2 separate regions of the Homo sapiens genome follow, and region 2 is linked to region 1. A link is a loop called in an ENCODE intact Hi-C map of the cell type or tissue named here. Cell type or tissue: MCF 10A. All regions are shown on one strand.

Region 1 (8,000 bases):
TGTCTGTAAAATATAATGAAATAATAAAGCACCTAGAGCAGTACTTGCCCAGAGCAGGAGCGCAATAAATTTTGGCAAGAATAATAATGTTATACTACTATATCATTATGATGTTCTACTTGTTAAAATGCAATTTAAGAAAATCATACATTAAAATGAAAAGCCCTCAACTTCTTTAAAAACTTACTATATTATATATTAATCATATTATATATTAATATGTTAATTGTATTACATATTAATCACACCAACTTTGCCTGTATACCACATGCCTTCACTGAAGCATTTTTTTTCTCAAACTACTCCTTCCAGAAAGGCAAAGACGGTTTTTCACAGCCAGGAGCTGACACTTAGCAACTACCTCTGGCCAAAGGAAACAGAGAAGAAAAAGCACTTAACACAATCATCACTTGACATTGAGGCAGAGGCCAAGAAAACCTTCATTACACAAAGGCCCTTGGCAAGGAGCAGCACTGCTCTGCGCTTATTTTCAACTCCATCTCTGGCTCCTGAATTGGTGTAACCAACACATCATCAAAATAATCATGTCATACCACTTGGTATGCTACCCTGTTCAGTAACTACCACAGGATATGATCTCCTCAGGTCAGCCCTGGTCATTTGTAACACAATTTCATGAAATCCACAGAGGGGCAAATCTCAAAGTGTAATATGCATCTGAGAATGAAGAAACCAGACATAATGATTCCATTTCAATAAACTTTTATTTTGTTTTACTTTATATTTTATTTTATTTTATATTTATTTATTTTTGAGACAGTCTTGCTCTATCGCTCAGCCCAGCTGCACTGGCACAATCTTGGCTCATTGTAATCTCTGCCTCCCAGGTTCAAGGGACTCTCATGCCTCAGCTCCCCTACCCACCGCATAGCTGGGACTACAGGCGCACACCAACATGCCCAGCTAATTTTTGTATTTTTAGTAGAGACAGGGTTTCACCATGTTGGCCAGGCTGGTCTCAAACTCCTGACCTCAGGTAATCCGCCCACCTCAGCATCCCAAAGTGTTGGAATTACCAGCGTGAGCCACCATGCCTGACCTCAATAAACATTTATTAAGGACCCCTAGTATATATCAAGGAATGTGCCAAGAAATTTAACACTTTATATTATTTAAATCTCACAATGGCCCTCTGAAATATGTAACATTCTTCTCACTTTTTATGACAGGAAATTTGCTTAAAAAATTAAGGGATTTCCTCAGGGACATGTGCTTATCAGGGGTACAGACAGAATTCAAGCCTGAATTTCAGAACCATAAAGCCAATGACAACGTGTGAAACTTATGGACAATAAAATGAAAAAATGGACCCCAAACAATCATTTTATCTATGTGTCTAGTGTTGGGTAACTCCACAGTTAAAATATTTCCAATAAACACAGTCTTTGCTATATTTGAAGATCGGACAGCCTTCTGAAACTTCCCTCAAGGTACATAAGGAGGAAAAACAATAAAATGCACACCTCTTATATATACTTGGGCAAAATCTAATTTGCAATTATCTTCATTTCCACTGAAAATAACATGGCTTCCACCAAAAAAAAAATGAGGCATATTTTATACAAATGCTTTCAAAGGGTGTTTTATAATGGGCAAAGGAAAGAAACGTTGTTTTAGTACTGATTTTCTTTAATTGTAAATCAAAGTGTCATCTTCGACTATCTAAAAGACAGCACTACACATGGTAAGCTTCCTTTTTCCTTTTTTTTTTTTTTAAAGGTATCTTACCAGCCCCGGCAATATCACAAAACTCCATCTCTAAAAAAAAAATACAAAAATTAGCCAGGTGTGGTGGTGCAAGCCTGTAGTCCCAGCTAACTGGGAGGCTGAGATGGGAGGATCACTTGAGCCTGGGAGGTCAAGGCTGCAGTGAGCCGTGATTATGCCACTGTACTCCAGCTGGGGTGACAGAGTAAGACCCTGTCTCAAAAAACTAAAGTATCTTAACCTGCCATTAGCAAGGATGGCACTCAAGATAACGTATATTGCAGAATCTAAATGCCCTAGTTGTGCAACATTTCCCTCCCTAGTTGTGCAACATTTGAACTTAAAGAAATCAGGTTGAAATGATGCCCGGAAGGGGAAAGATGTCACACAGGGAGACGTGGCCCAAGATTTGTGAAGGACCAGCCCACCTATTTTTCTGATGGACTTCTACTCTGTCTTTATGAGCTTCTGGTTCTTCCTTCTGGCATATCCATGATCCACATTCTTCCCATTTATTTCAAACACTTTTCTTTTTTCCTCAAACCCTAGGGTCAGAATGTAATCATAACAATTAGAAAACTTCAGTGGTGCTAGGTAACATCTATGGAGCATCTGCCACACCACAGGCATGGTGAAAAGACCTTTCCCTATATGACCTGCCTTCCACCTATGTTGTACATGAAGAAAGGGAGTCTTACTGAGGCAGAATTGGCTTGGCCAACATCACACATCTGGTAAGCAGAAGGCTTTAGTTCAGATCTGTCTGACTTCGTAGCCTGAGCATTTAATCATTAGACCATACTTTTCAGGGAAGAGACAGGGATAGCAGAAGAACGTAGAACATGAGCTCCTTGGGGAATGACACCATGCCTTGTCCATCACTGTCTCCTGCACCTATTGCCCAGCATATGATATGTGCTTGATGAATACTGTTAGATGAATGAGTGAAGGAAGGAGGGTGACCAAGAATCTGGTCTTAAACTCATTCTATCTGGGCCCAGGCAGGTGCTGTTCATTCAGCAGCCTGTAAGCATGAATCTCCACTTCTATCAATGGCTGGGCCCCAGAGAATCAGTGAGTTGTGTGTTTCCTGACATGGGTCAAGGAACACAAACCATTTGCATGCTCAGTACCACTTCAACTGGAAGAATCAACCACCTGTTATAGCTCAGCAAATATGGAGTTGGCATTTCTTTTTGTTAAATCCTTAAGACAGGAGATGAAATCCTGCTAACTCTTTCTGCCATCTCTTTCAATGAGAGCTCAAAAATTGACAATGAGTGCAGCCATAAATCCAGAGATAATATTCACTTACATATTTTCTACTTCCTCCAACCATTTCACAGGAAACTAATCCAAGCCTTGCTCTTAACTACTTTGTGTCATAAAACAAAAAACAAACAAAAAACCCCACAATTTCTTGCAGCCATTTTTGTTTGTTGATGTCTAGAGTTAAAAAAGGAATTTGCCCCAAATTCTCCATATCAAGTTGCCAATGAGTACCTCTCAATTTCAGTGAAAGGATGCCTTGAAGTATGTGAATAGATTTTAATTCAAATAGTGTTATCAAACTCCAAGTAATTGGTGCCCCACTATTATCTGTTTTGACAGAGTCGTTGGGATAAACTGATGTTAGGGAAAAGGTCTACAGTGAAACAGGGAAATTGTGTAAAAATAAATTAGGGAATGTGTGGCCAAATTTAGTCTCAGTGAGACCCACAGAAGCTGTGTGTATGTGCACATACAGTTTGGTCATGGCTTACTAATCATGACAGCATTATGTCTGTCTTTCTCTCTCTCACACATATTACACAAACAGATTCCACTGTGAAGTTTTTCTATGTAGATAGATATTACTGAAAAACCAACAGCAAAAGGTTTGTTAATTTCCACAGAGGGGTATCACGCAAACAGCAAAAACATGGGAATTGAGAAACCTAAAAAACATTTTTCTTTTAAAGATACAGTTTCACTGCAGCTCACTGGCAGTATTCATTATGTCTGTGACTCAGCTATAAAAAAGGAATGAGCAATACCTGCATCTTTGGAGAAAGTTAATCTTAAAAGCAGCTTTGATTACTTAGGAAATTACTTAGGAAGCATAGGCATTAGGGCCAGTCACACACAGATCCTGACTCTCACTACCTATCGTGGGTAAACTGCTTAACCTTTTGAAAATTAGGGTAAAATCATCTACCCAATGAGAGTGTTGGAAGGATTAAATAAGATGACTAAGGAAGCGATCTTGGTACATTCTAAGTATTCAGTACATGTCAGTACATGTCAGATGCTGTCATGATGGCAAAAGGCCAGGTCATGATGGCAAAAGGCCATTACAATAATCGCCAAACAGAGAATATTCACAAGGCCTCGAAAAGCAGCCAGCACAGAGTCAGCATTCATTTTATTGAATGATAGAATGAATTCCATATCCATGGATGACAAATAATGATACATCAGAGCAGGAAGGCAAATAAAATTACAGGAATAAATGGACCCTGTAGCCTTTCAACTAACTACAAACTCCAGACAACCTAGTCCTCTAAAGGTCCTGCTTCATGCTCATTATCTTCTTCTCATAGTTCAAACAACCCTGACAATATTAAGGGATGGCATTTTAAAATTATTCTCTAAAAGCCTAATGACTGGTTTGGTCTAAGACCCAGGGAGGCCACCCAAGAGGCCTGAGCTCATAGCATGTGGTTAAACTGCAATCTACTCCTCAAATTCGAAAGAGAAAGCAAATGAAAAAGAAGCAAGGAAAGCTAAAAAGATTCTGTAGTTGGCTGAAAAATGATCTATAGTTAGGCTTTGCCCCTATCCAAATCAGAGTGGGGCTGTTTCTTGAATGTCAGAACTGAAGTGTCTTCTTCTCTCACACTTTTCTTAGCTCATTTCCCAATCACTTTCTTGGTGGAGTCTCTCTTTGCCAAAAGGACATGCCCGTCAATCAACACACACTACTTATTTGTACCTGTCTCGACGCCCTCCCCATCACTATCTATTCCTACACCACACTGTCATTAGTGCATATTTCTAAGGTTCAAAATTTTACAAGATTCTTGTCCTATAAGAGCGATTTTCTGCTTAACACTACCAAATTGATCAGTCTGTGCTGTGTATATCAACCATTCCCTCAAGCCAGCCAAATTTGATTAAATGTACATTTGTCTATGCATTATTTTGTAACTGCAAGCCTTGCCTATGTTGTTTTCTGGCACATGTTAGGCAATTGTCTGTTTGTCAGTTATTACCTACTACATACCAGACAACAATATAGGCTAATCTATAGCTTTCATGTCTTTCAAAGGCCATGCCCATCAAGGCCCCTCTATACCATAACTGTACACTGTGGGTGCTTGGGAAGGATGGCTATTTCACTGGCTCACTATGAAATCACCAGCTATTTCACTAGCTCACTGTGAATCCAGGCACCTAAAGCTGTTGTATGTATGCAATTTCAGTAAACTGCAGCAGTCAAATTTGGGAATTGCACTGGACACAAGGTCAAACTGACCTTGTTTAACTTCACATCAATATTAAAATAATGCATCACGTAAAATAAAGGTGTATGAAAATTCTAGTTTTCAAAATCCTGACTGACCACATTTGAAACCTTATGTTTGCATAGCACGCGTTTTTTTTTCAGTACTAGATGATAGTTATTAAATGATTTAAGGTCTTATTAATACTTCCTTTCCCAGACACAGCAGGCTAGGCTAGTCAGACAAACCCCTTGCTCTCTATTTAAAACAACTAAACTTCTCAACTTAAAAAATATCCTTAAAAGCATCAGAGGTGACAAGATAGTAAGAAGCTCTCAGGATAAAAATCTAAGGGAAACTAGGAACCCAGAGACCTAAGTAGAACACCACAGCTCCTTCTGGCCCAAAGGCATCTCCACCATGAGTTAATCTGGGTTTCTGTTTTGGCAGCCCCTGGAGGAAAGGGGGAAGAATCTAGGCCCAGTGCCTACCTAATGTGGAGGATATTATAGAAGACACTGCGCATATTAAGCTGGGACCCCAAGATATAACATCCATAGGATGAGTGTGTGCCATACATAAACCCTACCTCTACCCCCAATTCTGGGAAACTTCAGGGATGGTTGCCTTGACACTAAGCAGAAGAAGAGAAAAAGGGAAAGGAAAATAACACCATGAGAAGTTGTGGTAAGAGACCCACAACTGTGATCATGACCAAGGTGGTTACGGTCATGGGGAGTTAGCCCAGGTGGGCCTGGGAGTCATGGTAAGTCATGTGCTTGGTCTGGGGTGATCCTGGGCTGGGGTATCGTCCATGCCGGACAGGAGCATAAGCATAAACTCTCTGAGAGAATCATCATCTTCCTAGGCCTCAAGATTCTCCCTCCTTAATATTTCCTAAGAACAAAGAGTAGTACACAATTAAGCACACAAGGAAAAACAGGTTCCATGAATCAGAATCAGAAACACACCCGCAAATACTGGAACTGTCAAATACAGATTGTAAAACAACTATGCTTCCCCTATGTAAAAAAATAAAAGACCACATAAAAAGTATCTGCAAAGAACAGGAAACTATGAAAACTGAACAAGCAGGTTTTTAAAAGATGAAACAGAACTTTTATAAATAAAAATATATATTAACCAAACTAAAAACTAGAAGGAGAAGATAATAAACAGAAATAGTTAAAAGGGAATTAGTGATTTGAAAGATATGTCAGATGACATCTAACATATGGCCAGAGAAACAGAAACAATGAACAACATGGAAGGGAAGTTAGAACTCATGAGGGTAGTGAGAGGATCTAAAATACATTTAACTGTAATTACAGAAAACGAAAATAGTGAGAGTAGAGAAGCAGCAATATTTAAAGAAGTAATGACTGAGAATTTTCCAGAACTGATAAAGATAGCAATTGGGCCAGGCATGGTGGCTCACGCCTGTAATCCCAGCACTTTGGGAGGCCAAAGCAGGTGGATCACTACAGGTCAGCAGTTCAAGACCAGCATGACCAACATGGTGAAACACTGTCTCTACTAAAAATATAAAAGTTAGCCAGGTGTAGTGGCACTCACCTGTAATCCCAGCTACTTGGGAAGCTGAGGCAGGAGAATTGCTTGAGCCTGGGAGGCAGAGGTTGCAGTGAGCCAAGATTGCACCACTGCACTCCAGCCTGGGTGACAGAGTAAGACTCCATCTCAAAAAAAAAAAAAAGATAGCAATCCATAGATTCATAGATTTAAGAAGGCCCAGAGAATCTCGAGAGGAATACATATATTTTTAATTGCAATACAGAAAGACAAAGACTAAGGGGAAAATCTTGAAGCCTACAGGGATAAAAAGGGCATTATCTTCAAAGGAATGACAGAGTGACTATGGCTTCTCTGTGGCAAGCATGTAAGCAAGAAGACAGTGCGATGATATAATCATTATACTGAAAGGAAATAACTGCTAGACTAGAATTCTATACTCAGAGAAAAAATCTTCAAGAATGAGGAAGAAATAAACTCATTTTCAGACAACAAAAACCAAGAGATTTCATCTCTAGCAGGCCTCAAGGATCTTCAGACAAAAATTAAAGTGATTCCAAATGGAAGGTCTGGGTACAAAAATGAATTAAAAACAAAAAAAGTGGTAAATATGTGTGCAAATCTTTAAAAAATTGTCTCTGTTGTTTAAGGTTAATAATGTCTCTAAGATTAAAAATACAGAATAAAAGGCATGACAAAAGTAACTTAAGTCAGAAGAGGGAACATGGAAATAAAATACTCTAAACACCTTGGATTTTCTAGGAGGGTAAAAGAGGGGTCAACATTGGATTTTGATAACTTAGGTATACCCGTTGTAATTTCTAGGATAACCACCAAAATAACTAAAAATTGAGTCTATAATTTCAAAACTAAAAGGGAAAATGGAATCAAGTCAAGAAAAGGGAGAGAAAGAACATAAAATAGGCAAAAATAGAAAGCACAAAACAAGATGAAGATGTAAAAGCATGTAAAAATGATTATATTAAGCACATATGAAATAAGATCTGGTGGAAAAAAAACAAATGTGTCCGGACTGAATAAAACAAAATCCCACCATATGTTATCTATAAGAAACACATCTAAGCACATTCTACTTGTATTAGGTTTTTAAATAGGCAAAACTAAATTATAGTGTTTGGGAATACTTGTTAAATGGCAAGGATGTGAGTCAAACTAAGACAATGATTAGCGCAGAAGTTGGCATAGAGTATATTTCTTGGGCGGAAAAGTGGCGTTGTGATTATCAAGGGGACTATG
Region 2 (8,000 bases), 66 kb after region 1:
ATTTTTAATGTTCAGCATTAAGTGAGCCCTGCTTTAAAAGGTAGTTTATAAATTACAAAATAGCCAATAGTTTATCCTAAATGAAGTAACTGGGCTATATCAGAAACCACATAAAAACCTGCAGTTCTTCAGTTCTCTACCTGCATCCACCCAGTTCTCTACCACCTGTGCCTACTACACAGATCCCCAAATCTGTGTAAATTATAATTTCCATAGGTTTGTGACTCATTTTGAGTATTCAAGACCAATGCTATAAAACTATATCCAGACCTATATAGTCGGTAAAATTTTCCAGGAATCAAAACCAAACAAAGTCACAAAAATATATCATTTGCGCAATAAATTTTCCCACTGTGTTCTCAAATCAATCACTACCCAGGCACACGAACCTTAAAGATAATACATCTACAAAAATAGGCTTTCAATGATGGAGGTGGAAAGGCAATAAAAACCTCTACATGCCTCTATTTTACTTTTGAAAAACTGCTTCTAACAAATTATAAACTTATATTTCCATTCAAAGACAATTATGCTCAGTGAAGCCCCTTAGGGCCTGAAGGTTTCTAAAGGCTATTCCATTTCTAATTTAGATCTTTCCACTGTTCCTGTCAGAAATGAAGGCTCTCTCTTGGCTCGCAGACCTTGGAAATCTTTGCAGGGGAAGCTCCCAAGCTACTGGCAGAATTATTTTCAACTTCTGGCCTTGCTAATGTCACTTATTAGTTTAACATGACAACTTCTCATCTTTCACCTCTGACTCAGTGAGAAGAACCCAAGACGTCTGTCTGGAAGTGCCTCATTTCAAATGCACCCTAGAAGCTGCATTAGGAACTCACTGAAATGCCTGGCGCAGCTGTGTTACTATCACCATCTCCTGCTCTGCCCCCTCCCTCCCCTCCTCCTCTTCTTCCACCTGGAACTTGGCCAGTTTTTCAAAGCCAGGGACACACCCTTTATCTCATGGAATCTTCATGACAAATCTATCAACTCATGACAAATCTATCAAGCTTACAGGGTAGGCGTTATCTCTCTGTTAGAGAAGAGAAAAATGCAGTCAAATTTGAAAAGTCAAATCAATAGGAACAAAAAAAGGGCTCTGGTTTCCCCACTGTCCCACACTGAGCATTAAACTGTAACGTTTCACTTACAGAACATAACTCTATCAGGCTTTATTAGGCTGGTCCTGACCCCAGCTTTGGAAACCATCTGGGATCTCTTCTGTTACTTTCCAGTATTATCACTGTACGGCGTTGTCAGTCTCAAATTCTATCAGCTCAGATTTATTCTCTGAAGGTAGAATCATTAAACCAATTCTACCAAACTTGACTTAGTAATCTATCAAAAACAGAAACGTATATGTCTATAAGAAATAGAATACAGCATTTTCATGCTTTCATAAACAAAAGCAAACAAATAATATTAATGTTGCAGGGAGGAGAAGAGTATAGAAGTCTTTCCAAAATTTATTTACAGTATTTAATTCAAAGTATACCAATTGAGCGTGGTGGCTCACGTCTGTAATCCCAGCACTTTGGGAGGCTGAGGCGGCAGATCACTTGAGGTCAGGAGTTCGAGACCAGCCTGGCCAACATGGTGAAACCCCTTCTCTATTAATAATACAAAAATAAGCTGGGTGTGTTGGTGCGTGCCTATAATCCCAGCTACTAAGGAGGCTGAGGCACAAGAATCGCTTGAACCCAGGAGGCGGAGGTTGCGGTGAGCTAAGGGTGCACCACTGCACTCCAGCCTAGGCAACAGAGTGAAACTGCTTCTCAAAAAAAAAAAAAAAAAAAAAAAAAAAAAGGATATTGTAAATGTTAAAGAGTTAAATGTAAGAATTTAAACTATAAAGATCCTAGAAGAAAACCTAGGAAAAAGTCTTCTAAGACATTGGTCCAGGCAAATAATTTATGACTAAGTCTTCAAAAGCAAACGCAACAAAAATAAAAATTGACAAGTGGGATCTAATTAAACTAAAGAGCTTCTGCACAGCAAAAGAAACTATCAATAGAGTAAACAGACAACCTATAGAATGGGAGAAACTATTTGCAAACTATGCACGCAACAAAGGAGTAATATCCAGAATCTATAAGGAACTTAAACGAATCAACGAGAAAATAAAACAACCCTATTAAAAAGTGGGCAAAGGACATAAACAGACACTTCTCAAAAGACATACAAATGAGCAACAACAAACATATGAAAAATGTTCAACATCACTAATCATCAGAGAAATGCAAGTCAAAAACCACAGTGAGATAAGATCTCACACCAGACACAATGGCTATTATTAAAAAATCAAAAACTAACAGATGTTGGTGAGGTTGCAGAGCAAATGGAATGCTTATACACTATAGCTGGGGATGCAAATTAGTTTAGTCCATGTGAAAAGTGCCTGTGGAAAATTTCTCAAAGAACTAAAAATAGAATTATCATTTGACCCAGCAATCCTATAACTGGGTAAATACCCAAAAGAAAATAAATCATCTACCAAAAAGACACCTGCACTTGTATGTTCATCACAGCACTAGTCAAATAGCAAAGACAAATCAACCCAGATGCCCATCAACAGTGGATTAGAAAAAGAAAATATGGTATTAAAAGTAATGGCAAAATCCACAATTACTTTTGCACCAACCTAATACATATACACCATGGAATACTACACAGCCATAAAAAAAGAATGAAATCATGTCCTTTGCAGCAACGTTGATGTAGCTGGAGGGCATTATCCTAAGTGAACTGTCATGGAAACAGAAAACCAAATACTGCATGTTCTCAGAAAAGCAAATACTGCAAGTGAGAGCTAAACATTGGGTACGCACAAACACAAAGACGGGAACCATAAACACTGGGGGTTCCAAAAGGGGAAGGTGGGGAGGAGGGCAAGGGCTGAAAAATGACTTATCCAGTACTATGTTCATTACTTGGGTGACAGATCATTAGAAACCCAAACCTCAGCATCACACAATAGACCCATGCAACAAAACTGTACATGTATCCCTTGAATCTAAGATTTTAAAAAAATTTTTAAAAGAAAATTATATCATAAATGTCTATTGCTTTTTTATTTAAGACCACATCCCTTTAAAAAGGAATCTCCTACTCCCCAATATATTTTTCTATATATGGCAGAGTATTGCCAAGAACCAATATAATTTATGATATATGGTCAGGAAAACAATTTGAAAAATGCTACCAAGGCCAGCATTCTAAGGAATATCAACCAGCACCAAAACATTAACCCATATTTATGATGTACATAAAATTACTGTTCAATTAGTTAAAAATCCTTATTGCACACCTACAGCAGTGATCCTCAACACTGCTCCACAACACAATCTCCTGGAGGATTTTGAAACATATTATGACTCAACTCAAGTGGGACCGGGGCACTGACTTTGTCAGGAGCTCCCCGGGCAATTCCAGTGTGCAGCCAGGTTGGGAACTGCTGACTGTGCAAAATGCTAAGGAGGTGGGTGGGAGGAGGGCCACGGGGAACAAAGACACTTGGGAGAGATGCATAAAGGAGGAAGAGAATACCAACGGTCAGCCTCAGAGATGCACCCATCTGTTAACAGAGAAAGGCAACTTAGAAAGACATCAGCTCTGCAGGGAGAGAAACAGATCCATTTTCAATGTGTCAGTATTAGTGACAGCTGGAACTGTGGTGGCTGCAAAAAGACTAAGTGATCAGAGGCCCTACAGACACAGCTGTAGGAACACTAGGCAGAGAGGTATTGGTTGAAACCAAGGGATCACGTCAGAGAGCTTGGAGAGCTCTGTGTGAGTACCCAGAACTGAGCCTGGGAGACGCCAGTCATATAAGGGCAGGAAAAATTAGGGAGTGGGAGGAAGGAGAGGCAGGAGGCAGGAAGAGAAGAAGACAAACATATACATAGAGATTTCTAGCAAAGTATGGAGTAAGTCATTTAAGCATTAGCTATGAAATATTCAGAAATCCCATAGATTTCAAGAATCATTTCTTACACATAGGCAAAGCTATTTTCCTATGCTTGGGTGAAGTGCTTTAATGACTATCTTCCTATATAAGTAGTTCAAATACAATTTCAGAAGACACTGAGCCTATGCTACTGTTAAGAGAGGAATAAAAAAGTATTCCCCCACCTTCTAGGAATTTATAGAATTGCAAGTCCAAACAACCAAAAAACAGTTTATAATCAAATGTTAGGTTGTGTAGTAGAGCCAGCTCGATTTTACAGCACAGAGGAAGAAAAATACAACTTACTTTCAGATTTGGGCCCTAAACTAGATTCCCAATGAAAAATAAGTGAAAGATAACAACGTAAACAACAATGACTAAATTATGACACGTCCTTTAATGTCCTTTAAAACGGTTATGTATTTTCAAATCAACAACAGTCACTCACTGCAAAATTAGTCATGAGAAAAATCTCTGCTCTATCGCCATCATACACTATTGTGCCATTTCAATGATTAAGGGCACGCATCTTAATTTTTTCTCTAGTCTAAAAGGAATGTGCCATCTGTATATATCCGCCAAATAAAATATGAAAGGAATACTTTCCCCTCCAAAATTTTAGAGGTTGTCTTCCAACAAATAATCAAAAAGGGAGTAACCTCTTACACTCTCAGACCCCTGCAGTTTATTTTTATGGTTTTTTAAAATTAATTCCAGTTCCAAGAAAAAATTTTGCAGGATTTTTAAGTTAAAAAAGATAAGATGCCTGTGTCTCTTTTTTTCCATGGAAGTTGAGGCTACTTTTGCCCCACTAGCCAAAACCAAGAGGCATTAAAGGCTTCAATAGCCCTTTTAAAACAGTAGAGACAGCTTTAGTTCCACAACCACACCATCCACTTGTTTTTACTTTTTTTTTAATGTTTATTTTATTTTATTATTTATTTATTTATTTATTTATTTATTTTTTGAGGCAGTGTCTTGCTGTATCGCCCAGGCTGGAGTGCAGTGGCATGATCTCGGCTCACTGTGACCTCCGCTTCCTGGGTTCAAGCAATTCTCCTGCCTCAGCCTCCCAAATAGCTGGGATTACAGGCACGCCCCACAATGCCCAGCTAATTTTTGTATTTTTAGTAGAGGTGGGGTTTCTCCATGTTGTCCAGGCTGATGTCGAACTCCTGACTTCAGGTGATCCACCCAACTCTGCCTCCCAAAGTTTTGGGATTACAGGCATGAGCCACTGTGCCCGGCCTCTGCTTGTTTTTATAATCATCCTCCTGATCCCAACAGTACATCCTCCTAAGAGTAACCTTCCCTGAGAAAATAAACTGTTTCAACAAGAGACCCAGTTCTGGTCCATTTGGGCTCCTATAAGACTCTTCCAAATCAGGTGTTCCTCTTTTCTACAAATCATAAGATTTCCAGAGTCCAAACAACACCCATTAAACATTTGGCTCATTATCCTAACATTAATGAGGGGAGGAGAAAGCCTCAATGTATACTTTTTCTTGTCCATTTTAGGACAAAGCCCTATATTTGGACAGACTTGTGATCAAGAGTGCAAAACTAAAAGATGCCAGAATTCAACTGAATATAAAAAGAGACTTCCACAAGAATTGTTCAGAAACTAAATGGGCTGCTGTGACACAAAGAGGCAACATGTAGAAAGCATAAGAAAAGGTAGAGGCTTCACACATGGGCGGGTTTGGTTTTCAGTCCCAGCTCTTTCCAGGCCTAAGGTCACATATCAAATAACAACTCTTAGCTTACTTTATTTCTAATATGGGAATATTTACCGTAACAGCTCTGGGCTAGCCGCTCCGCCAAGAAACTTACACCTAGCAATTCATTTAATCCCCAAAATAACTGTAAAAGGCAGGTACTGACTACAACATTTCTCATTTTATCAATGAAGGCACTGTGGCACAGGGAGATTGAACAACTTGATTTCAAAGTCGTATGGCAAAGAAATATGGCACTGAGATTCATTTAGTCTTGCTCTAGAATCTGCTCCCTTAATCGCTATACACTCAAAAAATTGCAGCCACTATTGTAATTTATTATTACTGACATCAAATAACAATATTATTATTTATTATATGATATTACATAGTATATAAAATTGTTATTAAGCTGCCTGATTCTGGACATGTTCCAGCAGAAGTTGGAAACTCCCCTAAGTGATCTATAGGGTTCTGTTCTACTCTATGACTTGATTCCATGGTGGGTGAGTCTGGTTCTCTGAACTGCAGAGGAAGATGTTATGACATCTTAGCCCTGTGTTCTTCCCACAAGCTAGGCCCACCAATCCCATTTCCACGTGGCAAACCTCTAATCAAGGAAAATGTAAGTGGTTTTGAATATTCTGGAAACTACCTGCAAGAAGGAGACTAAAGTATTGAAAATGGAAGCCTTGGCCCATTGTTCCAAATTTCAAGATGGAGCTTAAGCTGTCAATACAAACATTTGCTGAATTCTGACATTCCACCTCCATTTGGAGAATGTCCAACAGAAAGGGTCTGAGTTCTTTCTTTTCCATTCTTTTATACTGCAAGGGACAGTCATCTCCATGAGCTGGTGCTTCTCAAAAAAGTCACCAGAGATAGGATCCCAGAAAGCTACAGAGTAGTGTCAGCTACAGTACAGACAATTTCTCCAACAAAATTGCCTCGTTACAGATTCTCTTCTTGGCACAACAAGTACTTTCAAAAATAGTAGCCCAATTTCACAAGCAAGTTGGAACCCACTGATCCTGACTTCTAAAATACCGCATTCCTTCTGTTGCTAGTAATGCTCAAAATATGCCTCTTAAAATTACTTGTCAAAGTCTCCTTTTAACAGGGCCAATTACTTTTCTCCTGAGACAAAAGCCTGAGAACCAGAAGCCTAGGAAAATGAATGGATCATGATCTTGCTGGCATGTTTAGCAATGAACTTAAAGTGGTCCCCACTTTCCACATCAATTCCCCTCCCCACTTGGTGATGAGAATTCAAATGTTCTCAAAGATTCTGGGCCAGGACCATCTTTAAAGTTTAAAGAATTTTCCTTTTTTTTTTTCCCACAGTGACTACATAGTTAAATTACCAAAATTACACTTAAGGAAAAGGTCAAAAGTTACTTTCTTAATTTACATGCCGGGCTTGGACATAGGGGATTAATTTGAGCAATCCAGTTATGTTTTTGTGTGTTAACATGTAACTGGCAAAAAATACATAATTGTTCATTCTTAATGATTAAATTGTGGAATATGTTCTCTTGCAATTCTTAAAATATAGACAACTGAACTATTCAGTAAAATAATTACATGAGTCCATGTTCATGGCAGTAACAATTTTAAAGGTTAAGGAGAAAGTCTAAAATACTAAAATCTCATTTTATTCCTATTATCTAGCTTCCAATATCAAAAACCAATTACAAAGAAATTATTTTCTCATTACACACATATGCATGTGTGGATACATACATTACTGGAACCCACTCATCATGGTGGAAGTTGCTCAGAACTAAGACCCAGGTGAGCTCTGATCTGTTTCAGATGGTGCTGCAAAGTCAGTCTTGTTATGCTGGCCGAGTGAACTATATGATTCAACTTCTTCAACTGTGAAAATAAGGTACTGGATGATCTCACAGGTCCCTTCTAATTCTATAGCCATTCTTGAAAGTTCTCTATCTTCACCAAAGAAATTAATTTCTACTGGAAATGGACTCATTTTCACTTTCTACTGCTCATTGCTCCTCTTTATCTGAGCAGTTGTTTTCTAAAGAAAAAACACCCCAAAGAAGTATGTCTAACCCAAGGGAGGCAGGTTCTTCTCTCTCGTCTATAACATCTGATTTAGTGGTTTGGAGGAGCACATTTGGCAAGCAATGAACTCTTGCTAATAAGTAAACCTTCCCCAAAGCCACTTGAATTTGCAATCATGTCCCATATTCTAAGGCTTAAAAAGGAAACCTTATGTAGTGTGTGGTGGGGAAGGTGGGGTCCCCCAGGACTGACAGCATGTATCTCACCTGTGCCTTTTTCTTGGCCCTATCCTGAATTACTTGTAATCAATAAAT

The links. Peaks named below come from ENCODE experiments on the same cell type or tissue, not always from the same donor. Only the 100,000 strongest peaks of a DNase experiment are listed, where the experiment ranks them.
Region 2: it touches region 1 in a loop (2.4-fold over the local background); 2 of 110 quality-filtered maps call a loop at or near these places.

The regions. Positions count from the first base shown.
Region 1 is chr2:168,579,950-168,587,949 of GRCh38, reverse strand. The region is part of intron 3 of CERS6 (ceramide synthase 6); the gene reads right to left. MIR4774 (microRNA 4774) reads right to left here and starts at 5,007; the gene lies at 4,932-5,007. In MCF 10A, no CTCF peak of the experiment used is centred here; DNase peaks (open chromatin) are centred at 2,069 and 4,009.
Region 2 is chr2:168,514,402-168,522,401 of GRCh38, reverse strand. The region is part of intron 1 of CERS6 (ceramide synthase 6); the gene reads right to left. Among named protein-coding and RNA genes, the nearest start is that of CERS6, 62 kb to the right of the region's middle. In MCF 10A, no CTCF peak of the experiment used is centred here; DNase peaks (open chromatin) are centred at 3,411, 3,741 and 6,691.